Regions from separate parts of the Homo sapiens genome. Here region 2 is linked to region 1. A link is a loop called in an ENCODE intact Hi-C map of the cell type or tissue named here. Cell type or tissue: mammary epithelial cell. All regions are shown on one strand. Each heading gives the region's core, and the rest is flanking DNA. Links, peaks and the distances in the headings are about the cores only.

Evidence for each region. Hi-C counts contacts between places; a loop is a spot of excess contacts. Peaks named below come from ENCODE experiments on the same cell type or tissue, not always from the same donor. Only the 100,000 strongest peaks of a DNase experiment are listed, where the experiment ranks them.
Region 2: it touches region 1 in a loop (18-fold over the local background); 2 of 110 quality-filtered maps call a loop at or near these places.

Annotation. Positions count from the first base shown.
Region 1 is chr10:30,236,761-30,245,199 of GRCh38, forward strand. No RefSeq gene overlaps it. Among named protein-coding and RNA genes, the nearest start is that of MTPAP, 110 kb to the right of the region's middle. In mammary epithelial cell, for the core only: a CTCF peak has its summit at 4,568 (motif pointing left); a DNase peak (open chromatin) is centred at 4,531.
Region 2 is chr10:29,922,662-29,931,100 of GRCh38, forward strand. No RefSeq gene overlaps it. Among named protein-coding and RNA genes, the nearest start is that of JCAD, 130 kb to the right of the region's middle. In mammary epithelial cell, for the core only: a CTCF peak has its summit at 4,155 (motif pointing right); a DNase peak (open chromatin) is centred at 4,190.

The DNA of each region.
Region 1 (8,439 bases), core at 321-8,320:
AAAATATAAATAGATTAAACTTATGTGTTCAATTTAATTCAATTCATGGAAAAGGAGGCAACCCACAAAAGATTTAATACAACTGATTATAAACATATGAAAATAATTCTCTTCTAATTAAAGAAAAAATGAATTCACATACAGATTTTTAAATAACAATCTTTAGTGCTGAAGGAAGTACATTGTCATCTTTTCAATGTTGACTGTAAAGTGAAATGGTGCAAATTTTCCAGAGCACAGTTTGCAAAATGGACCAAAACTTTTAAATATGCACTCCCAGCAATTATACTTGGAGGAAATACTGATATGTGTGCAGAAATTTGTCTACAAGGATGTTCTAATGAATTATTTATAGTATCAGAAACCTGAGACCTGAATATCCCACAATTAAGAGAGTTGTTAAATTACTCCTCATGCTATTGCTCATATTACTAATATTAGTGGTAAATGATAATATTTATTAAGAGTCCACTACGTGCCAGGCGATGTTCTAAACACTTTACCGATTAACATATTTTAATCTCCATTACAACAATGTGAGATAGATATTATCTTTCTCATTTTAGAGATAAGGAAACTCATTAAGTAAATAATGGGATTAACATTTTTAAATTAAAAAAGAGAAAGAAAAGAAAACTAAAAGTACACGGAAATTAGTAATTTGCCTGAAGTCACCTAACGATCAAATAGAAGAGCCAAGAGCCACCATTTGATCTGATGGAGTTAGTCTCCAGAACCACATGTCACATGCATTGGTTAGGTTATGGAGGCATAAAACACATGTTCTAAGAAACACTGTGTTTTAATAACACTAACCATGTGAAACAATACGTATCATACATCCTAATATTGTAAAAACACACATGTATGCTCGTATAAAAGTCATATTTATACACAGGCATATTTAGGCACAAGCACGAAAGCGTCATACACTAAAATATGCATGATCTCTGCCCTGGGTACCAGGATTATGGGTAACTTTCTCCTTTGTGCTTTAGTTTTTATTTTCACAAGGAACACACATTACTCCTGAGATTTGAAACAAATAACACACAATTTCAAAAGTAAAGAAATCGATGTAGCTGGATGGGGGTGGGTGGGGGTGGAAGTCAGGGTCAGAAGGAAGGAGATGGTCTTGGCTGGGAATGGGGAGAGGTTAGTCAAAGGGTACAAAATTTCAGTTAGACTGAATGAAAGAGTTCTGGAGATTTATTGTACAGCATGAAGACTACAGTTAATAACAATGTAGCTAATGTAGCCTATACTTGAAAATTACTGAGAGTAGATCTTTAATGTTCTCCTCACAAAAAAAAGTACCTTATTAAGGCCATGTGTGGTGGCTCATGCCTATAATCCCAGCACTTTGGGAGGCCAAGCAGGGAGGATCATTTGAGCCCAGGAGTTCAAGACCAGCCTGGGCAACATAGTGAAACACCATCTCTTCAAAAAGTAAAAAAATTAGCCTCGCATGCTGGTGCATACCTGTGGTCCCTGCTGCTCTGGAAGCTGAGGTGGGAAGATCACTTGAGCCCAGAAGGTCAAGGCTGCAGTGAGCCATGACCGTGCCACTGCACTCCAGCCTGAGTGACAGAGGGAGACCATGCCTCAAAAGTAAAAATAAAAAATAAATTATTTTTTAAAATGATAAATATGTTAGGGAATGGATATGTACATTAGCTGAATTTAGCCATTTTACAATGTATGTGTAGTTCAAAACATCATATTATGTACTGTAACATATACAATTTTTGTCAGTTATACCTTAATAAAGCTGGGAGAATTAATTAATTAATTTTATTTATTTATTTATTTTTGAGACAGTGTCTCTCTCCCATCACCCAGGATGGAGTGCAGTGGCACAATCATGGCTCACTGCAGCCTCCACTTCTGTAGCTCAGGTGGTCCTCTTCCCTTGGCCTCCTGAGTAGCTGGGACTATAGGTGTAGGCCACCGTGCCTGGCTAATTTTTTGTATTTTTAGTAAGTAGAAATGGGGTTTCTCCATGTTGCCCAGGCTGGTCTCAAACTCCTGGGCTCAAGCGATCCTCCCACCTCAGCCTCCCAAAGTGCTGGGATTACAGACATGAGCCACCGCATCTGGCCTAATTAATGTATTATTTTTTTAAAAAGAAGAAGAAAGAAGATGATCGTCCCCTGGCCCGGCAGGAAGCTTCTTTGTTTCTGGGGCTTCCTGGTCTAACGCTACATTTCCCCAGCACCCAAGCCAGCCAGGTTTTTTCCCGCAAGCCCCACGTCTCCAGCTGTGTCTCTTGGCAGCTATCTGAGCCGCCCTGGGTCAGCTGCTTACCCTTTGTTTTCTGAGTCCAGCCCAAGAAGACACTCAATAACCTGTAGAGACGCATAGGTGTTTCCTTTATGTCATCTCAGGAAATGGGCCCAGGTGTACAGTTCATAGTGGGAGACAAAAGTAATTCATTTAATTCATTCAACATATGTTTACTGAGCACCTAGACATGTGACAAATGCCATGCTTTTAGGTCATGCAACCTTGAATTCAAGGACATTAACTTAAAAATTTAATCAGCCTCTTCCACCATACTGTTCTGGTGCTTTTTGTTGTGGTGGAGGTTGTTAAACAAAGATCACAACAATAACGTTGCCTTTGACATAGATATAAACCATAAACGCCTCCTCTGGCAAGATTACAAAAATTCTACCTCCGAGAATAAGGCTTCCCTGGTTCATAAATAAGTTCATGCATGCTAACAAAGGCCCCAGGAATTATTCTACTGCAACTAATTTAGATCCTTCATTGAGTTCCTCAGTGTTTAATCAAGGCTGTGCCGCATCCGTACCCATTACCGAAATAAAATAAAGTCTGTACCACATAGGAAATGTGCACCTACAATATTACTTTTCTAGTCTCACGTTTTAATTGGAAAATTGGTAGTCCCATTTGAATGAAATCATCCTGCATAACAGATTCAGAAAATGATTCCTGCTGAAAGAACATTTTTCATCTCACTTTGCCTAAGTCTGAACCACAGTCTGACTAGGATGATAGCCCTTTTAGGTTTGACTTCACCCTCAGGAAATACCTTCAGCTTTTTGGGAGGGAAACCTGGGGGATTTTTTTCAGTGAGATCACTGTTTTAAAAAATATCTTCCTCACTTCTGTAGAACCTTGGCTTCTCAGCACCTCTTACAAAAGCACTACGTAGATCAACAGATCAGAACGCTTTGCAATTGTAGTGCCCCTTGATTTAAAATGCTGCTCTTGGGCCAGGCGCAGTGGCTCACACCTGTAACTCAGGAGGCTGAGTGTGGAGGATCGCTTGAGGCCAGAAGTTGGAGCTCAGCCTGGGCAACATAGTGAGACCCCGTCTCTAAACAGTAAAAAATAAAATGCTGCTCTTTAAATTGATGTTAGCTTTTTATCTGTTACGACTTCTGTTACTTTTCATTGTTGAGATGCTAAGGGGACCTCACTCAGTGGGAAAACATTTTACCAAGAAAAAAATCAGTCTAAGGAAATGCAAATGAAATTATTTATTTGTTTTCGAGACAGGGCCTTGTTCTGTCACCCAGGGTAGAATACAGTGGCACGATCTCAGCTTACTGCAACCTCTGCCTCCTGGGCTCAAGTGATCCTCCCACCTCAGCCTCCCAAAGTGCTGAGATTACAGATGTGAGCCATCACCCTCAGCCTAATTTATTATTTTTTAAAAAAAGAAAAAGACTGGGCGTGGTGTTTCACGCCTATAATCCCAGCACTTTGGGAAGCCAAGGCAGGTGGATTGCCTGAGGTCAGGAGTTCGGGACCAGCCTGTCTAACATGGTGAAACCTCATCTCTACTAAAAGTACAGAAATTAACCCAGTGTGGTGGTGGGCACCTGTAGTCCCAGCTACTTGGGAGGCTGAGATAGGAGAATCACTTGAATCTGGGAGGCAGAGGTTGCAGTGAGCCAAGATCATGCCACTGCACTCCAGCCTGGGTGACAGAGCAAGACTCCATCTCAAAAAAAAAAAAAAAAGAAAAGAAGAAAGAAGGAAGAAGGAGAGGGAGAAGAAGAAGGAAGAGGAGGAGGAAAGGAAGAAAGAAAGAAAGAAAGAAAGAAAGAAAGAAAGAAAGAAAGAAAGAAGAAAAAGAAAGGAAGGAAAGGAAGGAAGGAAGGAAAGGAAGAAAGGAAGGAAAAGAACGAAAGAAAGAAAGAAAGAAGGAAAAGATGATCATCCCCAGGCCCAGTAGGAAGCTTCTTTGTTTCTGGGGCTTCCTGGTCTAATACCACATTTCCCCAGCACCCAAGCCAGAAGATGTATTGTGGTCCATCCCTAGAAGGGAGATTTTCCAGAGGTTTTCAGAAGCACTGCAGAGTACATTTGACTAAAACTACCTATGCACTGAACCCGGTCCCAGAGTGGTAATCCATTATATAGTGAAGCTGTAGGGAAAGGAACAATTACCTTGACTCCTCAAAAATACATAGTTGATAAGCAGCAAGCTGATGATGACATAGTTCTAAGCTCTCCCACATTAACCAATGGACCCACAGGCATTGGAGAAAAAAATAAACAAACAAACCACTGAGCTCCCTCTGCAGGTCCCTGAGAGTAATAACTGGCCACCTTTCCATTCTTGGGTTCCTTGAAAAAATAGAAGATGGTAGTCAGCAGAAACTACAATTACTTTAAAATAAAATGAAATGTGCTGAAACCAAAAAAGAAGAAAAAAGCCAACAACTTTCTGTTGTGCATTTTATAGTAGCAGAGCAAAATGCAGTATTTTAAACAAGTATGTAAAATAGAAACCGTCCTGGTAATTTCAGTTTCATGAAAAAATTCAGCAGCATGAATAAAATAGCATTACCAATTAAAGTGTAAATCCAGGCTGCAAGTTATGATTTCCAGCTCCAATGTAGAGAAGCCTCCCTCACATTTTGAAGCTGCTCTCATGAAAAAGGAATTGGTCAAAGATGACAGGAGCACATAGAAATCTATTTTCCCCCTTGCACCTGTGAATTTCAGTCTGCTCTTTGATAATACTGCGCCATTCTCCTCATGACTAAAACGAGAATGGGCTAGATCATTTTTGAGGTTCCTTTAAGCTCTAAGAAGGAACAAACATGTGAGAGCCATCATAGGTATCTGTCACCAAAGTGTATGTTAAAGAGAGGACGGTTTCTATCTCCAAGTTGGTGTAGAGGGTATAATCAGAAGACCTAGGGTCAAGTTCCATCTCTGCCATAACTCTTGGTGAGATTTTGAGTGAGTCACCTCTCTCAGTGTCAGTCTACTCATCTGTAAAAATAAGAACACTGGGGCCAGGCACGGTGGCTCATGCCTGTAATCTCAGCACTTTGGGAGGCCAAGGTAGGCGGATCACCTGAGGTCAGGAGCTCGAGACCAGCCTGGCCAACATGGTGAAACCCCGTCTCTACTAAAATACAAAAATTAGCCAGACATGATGGCAGGTGCCTGTCGTCCCAGCTACTCAGGAGGCTGAGGCAGGAGGATCCCTTGAATCCGGGAGGTGGAGGTTGCAGTGAGCCGAGACCGCGCCACTGCACTCCAGCCTGGGTGACAGAGCAAGACCCTGTCTGAAAAAGAAAAAGAATACTGAAAACAGTCACTCAGCATTTTGGGAAGCCCAGGTGGGAGGATGAGCTCAGCCTGGGCAACATAGTAAGACCCCCATTTCTTACCAAAAAAAAAAAAGTAGATGAGTAAACATAATGGAAAAAAAAACTCTATAGTAGCAATAAAAAAAGATAAACAATCTAAGAACAAACCTAACAGGAAATGGGCATGATTTATATGAAGAAAACTTTAAACACACTACTGAGAGAAACAAAAAAATGTAAACAAATGGGAGGGTACATCACGTTTGCAGGAAGACAAAACATCACGTAGATGTTAATTCTTTCTAAATTCATCTATTAATTTAATACAATCCCAATAAAAATACCAACCAGGTTTTGTTGGAAATTGGCAGATTCTAAAGTTCATATTAAAAACTAAACAGACAGCAACCAGCCTGGCCAACATGGTGAAACTCCGTTTCTACTAAAAACTTAAAAATTAGCCAGGCATGGTGGCGTGCACCTGTAGTCCCAGCTACTCAGGAGGCTAAGGCAGGAGAATTGGTTGAGTCCATAAAGCAAAGGTTGCAGTGAGCCACTGCACTCCAGCCTGGGTGACAGAGCAAAAACTCCATTTCAAAAAAACAACAACAACAAAAAACAAATAACAACAACAAAAAAGCAAGGGAGTTTCTGAAAATAAGAGTGATAAGCCATTTCAGATATTAAAACATAAAGTTGTAAAGTTAAAACAGTATGATATATTGGCACATGAATAGACAAATCAATACAAAAAAACAGACCCCAATACAAATTGACATTTACTATATATTAAAGGTAGGATTTAAATTCCTGAGAAAAAGATGGATTATTTAATAAATGGTGGTAGGACAAATGGGTAGCCACCTAGAAAAAAATAAATTAGATACTATTCATATATTATACTAGGATAAATTCCAGATACATTTTTGCTAGTTTGGTTTTGGAGACAGAGTCTTCCTCTCTCACCCAGGCTGGAAGCCATCTTGGCTTACTGCAACATCCGCCTCCTGGGTTCAAGTAATTCTCCTGCCTCAGCTTCCTGAGTAGCTGGGATTACAGGTGCGCAATACCACGCCCAGCTAATTTTTGTATTTTTAGTAGAGACAGGTTTTCATCATGTTGGCCAGGCTGCTCTTGAACTCCTGGCCTCAAGTGATGTGCCTGCCTCGGCTTCTCAAAGTGCTGGGATTATGGGTGTGACCCACCAGTGCCTGGCCCAAATTCTGGATACTGTAAAGTCTTAAATGCAAGCAATAAAATCACAAAGAATTAGAAGAAAAAATGAGATAATTTTAAAATAATCCTGAAATGGGGAAGCCTTTCTTAGCTCTAAGCAAAGAAAAAAAAATTAATATATTTTATCATATAAAATTAAAAATATTTACATAGCAAAAGCTACAATACCAAAGTCAAAGGACAAATGGCAAATGAGGGGGCTCATTGTAGTCAAGGAACTAATCTCCCTAATTTAGAAATAATTATCATAAAACAATAGAAAAGATAATTAAAAGTTTTACAAAAGCTATAGTTAACAGAATAGAAAATTCAAATGAGCCTAAAACTCTAAAAGATACTCAACCTAACTTATGAGAAAATAAATGCAAAGTAAAACAATGACACCAGTTTTTACTTATATTAGAAAAAAATTGATGCTACTCTCTTGGTGAGGGTTTAAAGTAATAGGCACCCTCGGCCAGGCACAGTGGCTCATGCCTGCAATCTCAGCATTTTGGGAGGCCGAGGCAGGAGGAACACTTGAGGTCAGGAGTTCGAGACCAGCCTGGCCAACATGGTGAAACCCCGTCTCTACTAAAAATAATAATAATTTAAAAAATAGCCAGTGTGTAGTGACGCACGCCTGTAATCCCAGCTACCTGGGAAGCTGAGCGGGGAGAATCACTTGAACCTGGGAGGCGGAGGTTGCAGTGAGCCAAAATTTTGCCACTGCACTCTGGCTTGGGTGACAGAGTGACTCAGTCTCAAAAAAATAATAAAATAAAATAAAAATTAAAAATAAAGTAATAGGCACTCTCACACATTGCTGAGAAGGCAGATTGGAAGTACTCTCAAAATTACAAATGCACAAACCCTTTGGCCCAGGAAGTCTATTTCTAGGAATTTATCCCACACATACATTAATACATAATACATTAATACATAAAACAAGTAACAATGATGCAATATATTATTTGCAGCATTGTTTACAATTGCAAAAAAAAAAAAAACACTAGAAACAAATTTCTGACAGTAGGAGGCTGGTTAAATAAATGATAATTTATCCATTCAAAGGAAATGTTTGCAGCTCTAAAAATGGATGAGGAAACACTTAATATCTGATCTAGAATAATTACCATGATACAATGACAAATGGAGGAGAGAGACAAAACAATGGGGAAAAATGTGTCTTTGCAGAAGCATGAAAGATGTCTAGGAAGATACACAAGAAGCTTATAAAAATGGGTGCCAGTGTCAAGAACACCTGGGTGGCATGAGACAGGATGAGAGAAAGACTTTTTGCTGTGTTTTCACTGTATATCCTTTAGTAAATTTTGAATTTTGAACTAAGTGAAAGTTTTACCTCCAAAGAATAAAATTATAGGCTGGGCACCGTGGCTCACACCTGTAATCCCAGTTACTCAGGAGGTTGAGGCAGGAGAATTGCTTGAACCCGGGAGATGGAGGTTGCAGTAAGCCAAGATGATGCCATTTCATTCCAGCCTGGGTAACAGAGCGAGACTCTGTCTCAAAATAAATAAGTAAATAAATAAAGAATTAAATTATATTTAGCCCTGCTCCCTGATTTCAGGGGAAGTGCTAAAGGTCATAATCTATATAAAGTACATGGTCTATGCACAGG
Region 2 (8,439 bases), core at 228-8,227, 310 kb before region 1:
CTGTTTCTCAAAGCAGCTGTCATGATGCCCAGAGTGGCAGGAAGACTAAAGTTTGATGTGTTAAAATGGCCTCAGACCCCTAAATATATATAAATTTAAAAAGAATTTTATAAAAAGGCTTATTGTGGGGAAAAAGAAAAAAAAAATCTCAGGGTCCTTGTAGGAGTGAGTGCCAACCACTCCCTGAAGACAGGGTGTTTATAGTTGAGCTTCATTTTTCCAAGGCATACAGCATTTCTCCCCATTTGGAACTTGAAGTTGATGGTTGGGAGTAACAGTGTTCTTTAAACATTTTTTCTTTCCCTAGATGGAACATTCTTTCACATCTCAATTTGCAGGCATTCCCACAGAAGCGTCTGGCCCTCTTGGAATTTCTCATAACAATTCCAACTATCCCAGCTGCCACCTCCAAGCAATACTATATTCACTCACAAGGGTCAGAACGCCTGGGGTCTGCTTTCACCTTGAGTACACACCCTCAGGTGCTAGTTACACAGAGGCCCTGTCATGGGCAGGACTTGGGCCTGCTGGGACAGTGCTAGGGAGAGTCTTATGCCCGCTGCCAGCAACCAGCACACTTTCTTCCTGCTCTCGTCCAAGAAGGTGGCTTTGTGGCATTGAAGTAGTTTGGATAGGAGAAATTTTTCCTTTGAAAATCATATCTGGTACATTAGTAAAATCATCACACTGTTTTCCTCTTTCTCACTCTGACCCAGTAGACTTTCTTTTTTTAACTGATATCAACTAATAAGGCTGAGTTTTAGGTCTCTTCACTTATTTTCAGACAAAATCCTCTATGGATTAATCCTGGTGGCTTAGAGAGGACAAGTTCTTCTGAGTATTGTCTCTCAGGGATGTGCACAAGAAGGGCCTCACTGTGAAATGAGGTGAAGAGGGTGTGTGGGCGTGGGGGAGCGTGTTAATGATTGTTCCTTCCCTTTTCTCTTCCTAAATGTTCTAATTTTGTATCTCCTTAGAATGAAGATAGCTGAGGGCGTGGCCAACACACACCCAACATGTCTTCTCTTTAAAAGTTCAAATACAGCATTGCTATTTTTAAAAGACACATGGGGCTGTGCTGTCGTTGAACAATGCTAAGAGCTATTTGTGCTGGTCCCAACTTAACGCACAGCTGCCTGGGATGCTGACATCTTCATCTACAATACGAAAAGTCAGCGCTCAACCATAAATACTTTCTGAAGGCCTGGGGAGGTTTCCAGCTGTGGCAGGAGTGGCATAGACTCCCAGCTGAAAACATTTTCACTTGGCAAATGGAAGACCATGAAAGAAAACCTGGCCATGCTGTAGGGTCCTGATAATTAGGGAAAGGAAGCAGGTAAGTTGGAAATCCTGTGAGATCATGGCAAAGTGGAACAACATTTCTCCCTGTCCTATTTCTTGTTTCTTCTTCCCAACTCCACCCGACTTCAGCCTATGTACCAAAAAGTTAGAATGTCTTAGTAGAGCCGAAGGCCTGGGGAGGCCTCTCTGTCTCTCTCTGTCTCTGTCTTTATCATCTCTACCTCTGCCTTTATCTCTTGTTCCTTGTTGTCAATATCCCATCGTTAAAAACACAGGAGCATGAAGTAGCCACCTCTGGAAGATGCTCTTGAATAGGTATACAGGTATTCCTGAGCTCACACACGGACACAGCACAACCTGTAAATGCTTAAATGTGGGTGCATGCACATGTAAGCAACAGCAAGTCAAGACAGAGCCACTCAGCATCATGGTCACAGCCCCCATAGTTACACATGGCCAAATGGATGAGTGGTGGGAGACACCTGATAGGAGGTCCAATAACTCCAGCATTGGGCAGGACCCAGAAATACTTTAGACCCTTCACTAGATCCTTGAAAGGCAGTGGGATGGGAGGAAGGGGGAGTGGGCAATAAGGAAACATTCCTGGAGGTCGACAGAGCAGGGGCAGGAAGGGACAAAGGCCAGGCATGGTGGTTCATGCTTGTAATCCTAGCAATTTGAAGGGAGGATGAGGCAGCAAGATTGCTTGAGGCCATGAGTTCCGGACCAGCATGGGCAACACAGCAAGAGGCTGTCTCCACCAAAAAAAAAAAAAAAAAAAAATTAGATAAGTGAGGTGCTGCGAGCCTGTGGTTCCAGCTACTCAGTAGACTGAAGGAGGAGGATTGTTTGAGTTTAGGAGTTTAAGGCTGCAATGAACTCCTGCCACTGCACTCCAACCTGGGTGACAGAGTGAGACCCTGTCTCTCTTAAAAAAAAAAAAAAAAAGAAAAGAAAAGAAAACGAAAAAGAAGAAAGAAAGAGAAAGAAAGAAAGAAGAGAAAGAAAGAAAAGAAAGAAAGAGAAAGAAAGAAAGAGGTAAAGAAAAAGAAGGAGCAGAGCCAGGCTATTCCAACCCTTTGACCTCTCCCATTTGAGGGAGAAAACATATCCCAACCAGCCTCACGTCAATGTGGGCACCCCCATCACTACCTGGGAAGACTCTTAAGGAGGGGCAGGCACTGGGCTTTTCCTCATCTGCTCAGTACAGTAGGGGTGACTGGATATCAGGGCCATTCATGGGAAATCGAGGCAGAAGGTAGTGAGAGGCACTGTGAGAGGCTGCCCAGTGGGTGTCACAGACATTCACCTGGACTCACTCTGCAGGGTTACTACCCTTGGGGAAGAAATAAAATGGAAAGAAACAGAACCCTGCTATGATGGTTAACATTGTGTGTTAACCTGACTGGGCCATGGGTAGCTGGTTAAATGTTGTTCCCAGATGTGTCTCCGTGGGTGTTTCCAGAAGGGCATTTGGATTGGTGAGCTGAACAAAGCAGATGGCCCTCCCCAGGGTGAGTGGGCATCACCCCATCTGCTGAGGGTCTGAATGGAGCATAAAGCGGGAGGAAGGGTGAATTTGCTCTCTGCCTGGCTGCTTGGGCTGGAACATGGATTCTCCAGCCTTTGGTGCTCCTGGTGCTCACATCTTCAGACTTGGGGAAGTCACACCATTGGCTCTGTAGCTCTCAGGCCTCCCAACTAAATCACTGGCTCTCCTGGGTCTCCAGCTTGCAGAAGGTAGATCATGGGACTTCCCAACCTGCAGAGTCCAAATCTTTAGAGAGAAGCTAATTATAAGGTACTGGCTCACATGATTATAGAGGCTGAGAAACCCCATGACCTGCTGTCTACAAGCAGGGGACCAGGAAAAGGAGCTATATTTCTCTCATTGGTTTTGTGTTGTTATAAAAGAATACCTGAGACTGGGTAGTTTATAAAGAGGCTTATTTGGCTCATAGTTCTGCAGGCTGTATGAGCCTGGCACCAGCATCAGCTTGGCTTCTGATGAGCCCTCAGGGAGCTCTTACTCATGGCAGAAGGCAGAGGGGAGCAGGTGTGTGACATGGTGTGTTAGTTCGTTCTCACAGTGCTGTAAAGAAATGTCTGAGACTGGGTCATTTCTAAAGAAAAGAGGTTTAATTTTCTCATGGCTGTGCAGGATGTACAGGAAGCATGATGCTGGGGAGGCCTCCGGAAACTTACAATCATGGTGGAAGGCAAAGGGGAAGTAGGCACGTCTTACATGGCAGGAGCAGGAGGAAGAGAGTGAAGGGGGAAGTGCTACACACTTTTAAACAATCAGATCTCGGGAGAACTCACTCGCTATCACAAGAACAGGAAGCGGGAAATCTGCAGCATGATCCAATCACCTACCACCAGGCACCTCCCACAACACTGGGGATTACAATTCAACATGAGATTTGGGTGGGTACCCAAACCCAAACCATATCACATAGTGAGAGAGGGAGCAAGAGAAAGGGGAGGAGGTGCCAGCCTCCTTTAAACAAACAGCTCTCCTGTGAACTCACGGAGAGAGAACTCACTCATTACCATGGAGATGGCGGAGAGAGAATGCACTCATTACCATGGAGATGGCGTCTAGCCATTTATGAGGGACCCACTCCCATGACCCTAACACCTCCTACGAGGCCCCATTTCCAACAACGGGGATCACGTTTCAACATGAGATTTGGAGGGGAAAGATACCCAAACCATGTCAAGTTCTGTTTCTCTGGAGAACACTGACTGATACACCCGTCTACCTCCCACCCTGCTGTGAGTGAGGTACCCCACGAGGCTGCAATTGGATCTAAGGAAAATGCCTGGCCTGCCGCACTGCTGAAAGCCAGCAGGGGGCTGTTTTGGTTTGTGCAAGCACTGACATGCAGTGATTGTTCTGGTCACCGCATGATCTCCTGAAAGGAAAAATGCTGAAATACCACAAAACTGTCTTATGAACAAAGTCCCAAATGCTCCCTTAACTGTCCTAGAACCTTAGGCTGCCACTGATGCTTACGTTTTTGAATCCTTTTTTCTCCCAGTTTCTACGTCTTTAATTCCCAAAGATCAAATTCTAATGGAGTTCCCCATATCACTTAGGTTAAGTGCCAAAGTCCTCACAATGGCCTGCAAAATCTTGCGCCCCTCGTGTCTCTGACCACAACATCATCAGTTATCCCATTGTCCACTCTGCCCTAGACCCTCTATCTCCTTACTGTTCCCAAATGTGAGGCAAGCACCCATCTCAGGGCCTTTGCTTTTGCTGTCCCCTCTTTCTGGAAAACTCTTCCCTCAGATCTCTGTCAGGTGCCTTGTCACATTTCCTCAGGCCATATCGAAATGCCCCCTTCTCAGCAAGGCCTCCCCAGCCACCTGTCTCAAACCGCAAGTCCATTTCTCTACCCTCGTCTCCCTCCACTGCATTACTGCCCTCTTTAGCACTTCACATGAGCTAACTTCCATGCCATAACTTCCTTCCCTTCTTCCCCCGTCTTCCCCATCTGATAGTCCCCAGTTTCTTTTGTTGACATCTTTATGTCCATGCATACCCAGTGTTTAGCTCCCACTGATAAGTGAGAACTTACTTTCTAGGTTTCTTGGCCTTTCTTGCCATTAGGTTGAGGCCATAGGACTAATTTTGGTTAGTGGATGGTGAGAGGAAGTGACATGTGCCACTTCTAACTGAGGCAATTAAAAACCAAAAAGACCACATGTTCCAGATGGGGCAGCTGCAAGAGCAGAGCCTCCATCCACCCTGCCCTGAATGCCCGTGTGGAGCCGAGTGCCCTGTCAACATGCATGACTCATGTTTGGGATGTATCACTATTGCCCCTAGTCTTCACCTAACTAATGAGCATGCTTTCACCCTGAAAACACTACTATTGCAACTTACAAAACAAACAAAATAAAGATAATTCTTCATTGTGTAAGTTATTTTAAATAGCAACTTCTCTAGTAAAGTTTTTCTTTAGAGGTCACTAGCAATTGACATAGAAAAGAGGGATGATCAGGGGAAAGTGTTTGGAAGCATTGCCAATAGAAAATCAATGCAGATGGCCAGGCACGGTGGCTTGCACCTGTATTCCCAGCACTTTGGGAAGCCAAGGTGGGCAGATCACTTGAGGTCAGGAGTTAGAGACCAGCCTGGCCAACATGGCAAAACCCCATCTCTACTAAAACTACAAAAATTAGCTGGGCGTGGTGGCGTATGCCTGTAATCCCAGTTACTCAGGAGGCTGAGGCACGAAAATCGTTTGAATCCGGGAAGCTGAGGTTGCAGTGAGCCAAGATCCCACCACTGCACTTCAGCCATCCTGGATGACAGAGTGAGACCCTGAAAAAGAAGAAAGAAGGAAGGAAGGAAGGAAGGAAGGAAGGAAGGAAGGAAGGAAGGAAGGAAGGAAGGAAGGAAGGAAGGAAGGAAGGGAGGGAGGCAGGGAGGGAGGGGGAGAGGGAGAGGGAGAGGGATGGGGGAAAGAAAATCAATGCAGATAATGGCATCACTGAAATAAGTCATTAGGGAAATATCATTCTTATAACATCTACAGATGTTCTGAAGAATTAGATCCATCTCCAAAACCCGCAGTATTTCTGGCTTACCGTCAGTGTTTGTTATTCTCCCTGATGGCCAGATCTCGGATGCTGGTATGTTTCCCTTTCCCAAGCTAACACATGCCGCTTCCATTCTTTCCCCAAGTGTTTCTTTGGTCATCTCTGTCTTCACTCCTCTCCCATGCCTCTAGGAGCACCACACAGACAGTAGCCTTCTTAGGAAGTGAACCAGGTCAATTCATTCCCTTCCTTGAAAGTGGTGGGAAAGGTCCAAACTCCATTCCACAACAGACAAGACTTTGTGCACAATCCTGCCGTGCTTCTCTCTTCCACCTCATTGTAAGGTTCTTGTATCGGTTCCAAGCCCAAGAGCGTGCCAACAGACAACACGAGGCCCTGTGGAGCAACACGCTGTTTTAATGAGTGCCTGGGTACAGGCGGGCTGAGGCCTAAAACGGCCTCAGCACCAAATGAGGATGGGGCAGGGGTTTTATGGTCTCCTGTAAACAAGAAGTGTCTCAGTCTGACGTGACTGCTACATACTACCCGGACAGCCTCTTTCTCGATCTTCGGGGGTACGTGTCTTCCGGCCAGGGTAGGTGTCTTCCGGCTGGCTTTCTTCCTGCTTCTGCTCTCTTGCTGGCGCATGCTGCTGGTGCAAGTAGCCTTGCTCTTTGGCACTGGGCCTGAGAAGGGAGGAGTTCCTCATCCCTTCAAGCTTTCAGGCCGTGGGGAGAATCTTTCACTCATCTCAGGCCTCACATCCCTCTAGACCTACATTGACCTTTCTCTGTTCTTTGTCTATGCCTCAGATGTGTGTGTTATTCCCTCTGCCCAGAGTTTTTGGGTTTCAAGCTTCACGTGCCTGGTTAAACTGAACTCCTCTTTCAGACACTTTAAATAGTGCTACTCCTTGGTTTAAATGGTACCACTTCTGAGAGGTCTTCCCTCATTATCTTGTCTTTACCCTCTGCCCTGTTCCACACTATTTAATCATTGTTTCCAGCACCTTTGACAATTTATAATTACATTATTTGTTTTCATGTTTTTTTCTTCCCCCATTAGAATGATAGGTCCATGAGAGTCTCCGAGGTAGGAAGGATCTGAGATTTTACTTTACCTACAAGATAACTAGCTAGCCCACCACAATTTCATAAATGCTGGCAGAAGACACAAGACTCCTGGATCAGAGACAAAGAACTTTACTACTCACAGCACAGAAAGCAGCATGAGCTTCATGTTTTTTGGTTTTCTCTTGATCCTCAAGTCTCACAGGGACAACAGAGATGCCCAGATGGATGGCACACATACAGTGGGTGGCATCATGGATGAGGGAACCTGTGCTTAGGCAAGGCCAATCTTTTATAATGGGATGCAAGCAAACCTGCCTGACCTTGGCCCTGGAGGGAGAAATCTTTATTACATTGGGTAGTGTATTAGTCATGGATCTCTAGAGGGACAGAACTAATAGGATAGATGTATCTGTGAAGGGGAGTTTATTAAGGAGTATTGACTCACACTATCACAAAGTGAAGTTCCACAATAGGCTGTCTGCAATCTGAGGAGCAAGGAAGCCAGTCCAAGTCCCAAGACCACAAAAGTAGGGAAGCCAACAGTGCAGCCTTCAGTCTATGGCCGAAGGCCCGAGAGCCCCTGGCAAACCACTGACTTAAGTCTAAGAGTCCAAAAGCTGAAGAACTTGGAGTCCAGTGTTCGACGGCAGGAAGCATCCAGCATAGGAGAAACATGGAGCCCGGAAGACTCAGTCAGTCTAGTCTTTCCAAGTTCTTCTGTCTGCTTTTATCCTAGCCACATTGGCAGCCGATCAAATGGTGCCCACCCAGATTGAGGGTGGGTCTGCCTCTCCCAGTCCACTGACTCAAATGTTAATCTTCTTTGGCAACATCCTCACAGACACACCCAGGAACAATACTTTGTGTCCTTCAATCCAATCGAGTTGACACTCAATATTAATCATCACAGATAGAAAACAAACATTTCCATTTCTCTGGAGGAAGATACTATCTCTATCTTCCAGGCTATGTGCTATAGAAGCATCCTTGAAAAGATAGTGCCTCTTCTGACAAGACACAGAGAAACATGAGAAAAGTACCTCCCTACAGAAGGCAGGGATCATAAATATACTTTCACCTCTCCTTGCAGAGTATTCAGCAAGGTGCCTATCCCATCAAATCAGTTAACATTCTTAATTGTAAGCCACAGAAACTAAACCACTTTTCTGAAGAATGAAAGGGAATTAAAAAATGTTTTAATTTGTGTTTTGAGAAGGTAATATATTCACAGAATTCAAACCAAATTTATGTATGCATATATAAGCATATGCACACACACATACATGTAATATACAGATGTTGCTCAACTTATGAAAGGGTTACATCCCAATAAATCCATCATAAGTGAAAAATATAAGAAGTCTAAAATGCATGTAATACAATGAACCTACTGAACATCATAGCTTAGCCTAGCCTACCTTAAACATACTCTGAACACTTACTTCACCAGCAGTTGGACAAAATCACCTAACATGAAAGCTACAAGAAAATGTTGGATATCTCATATAAT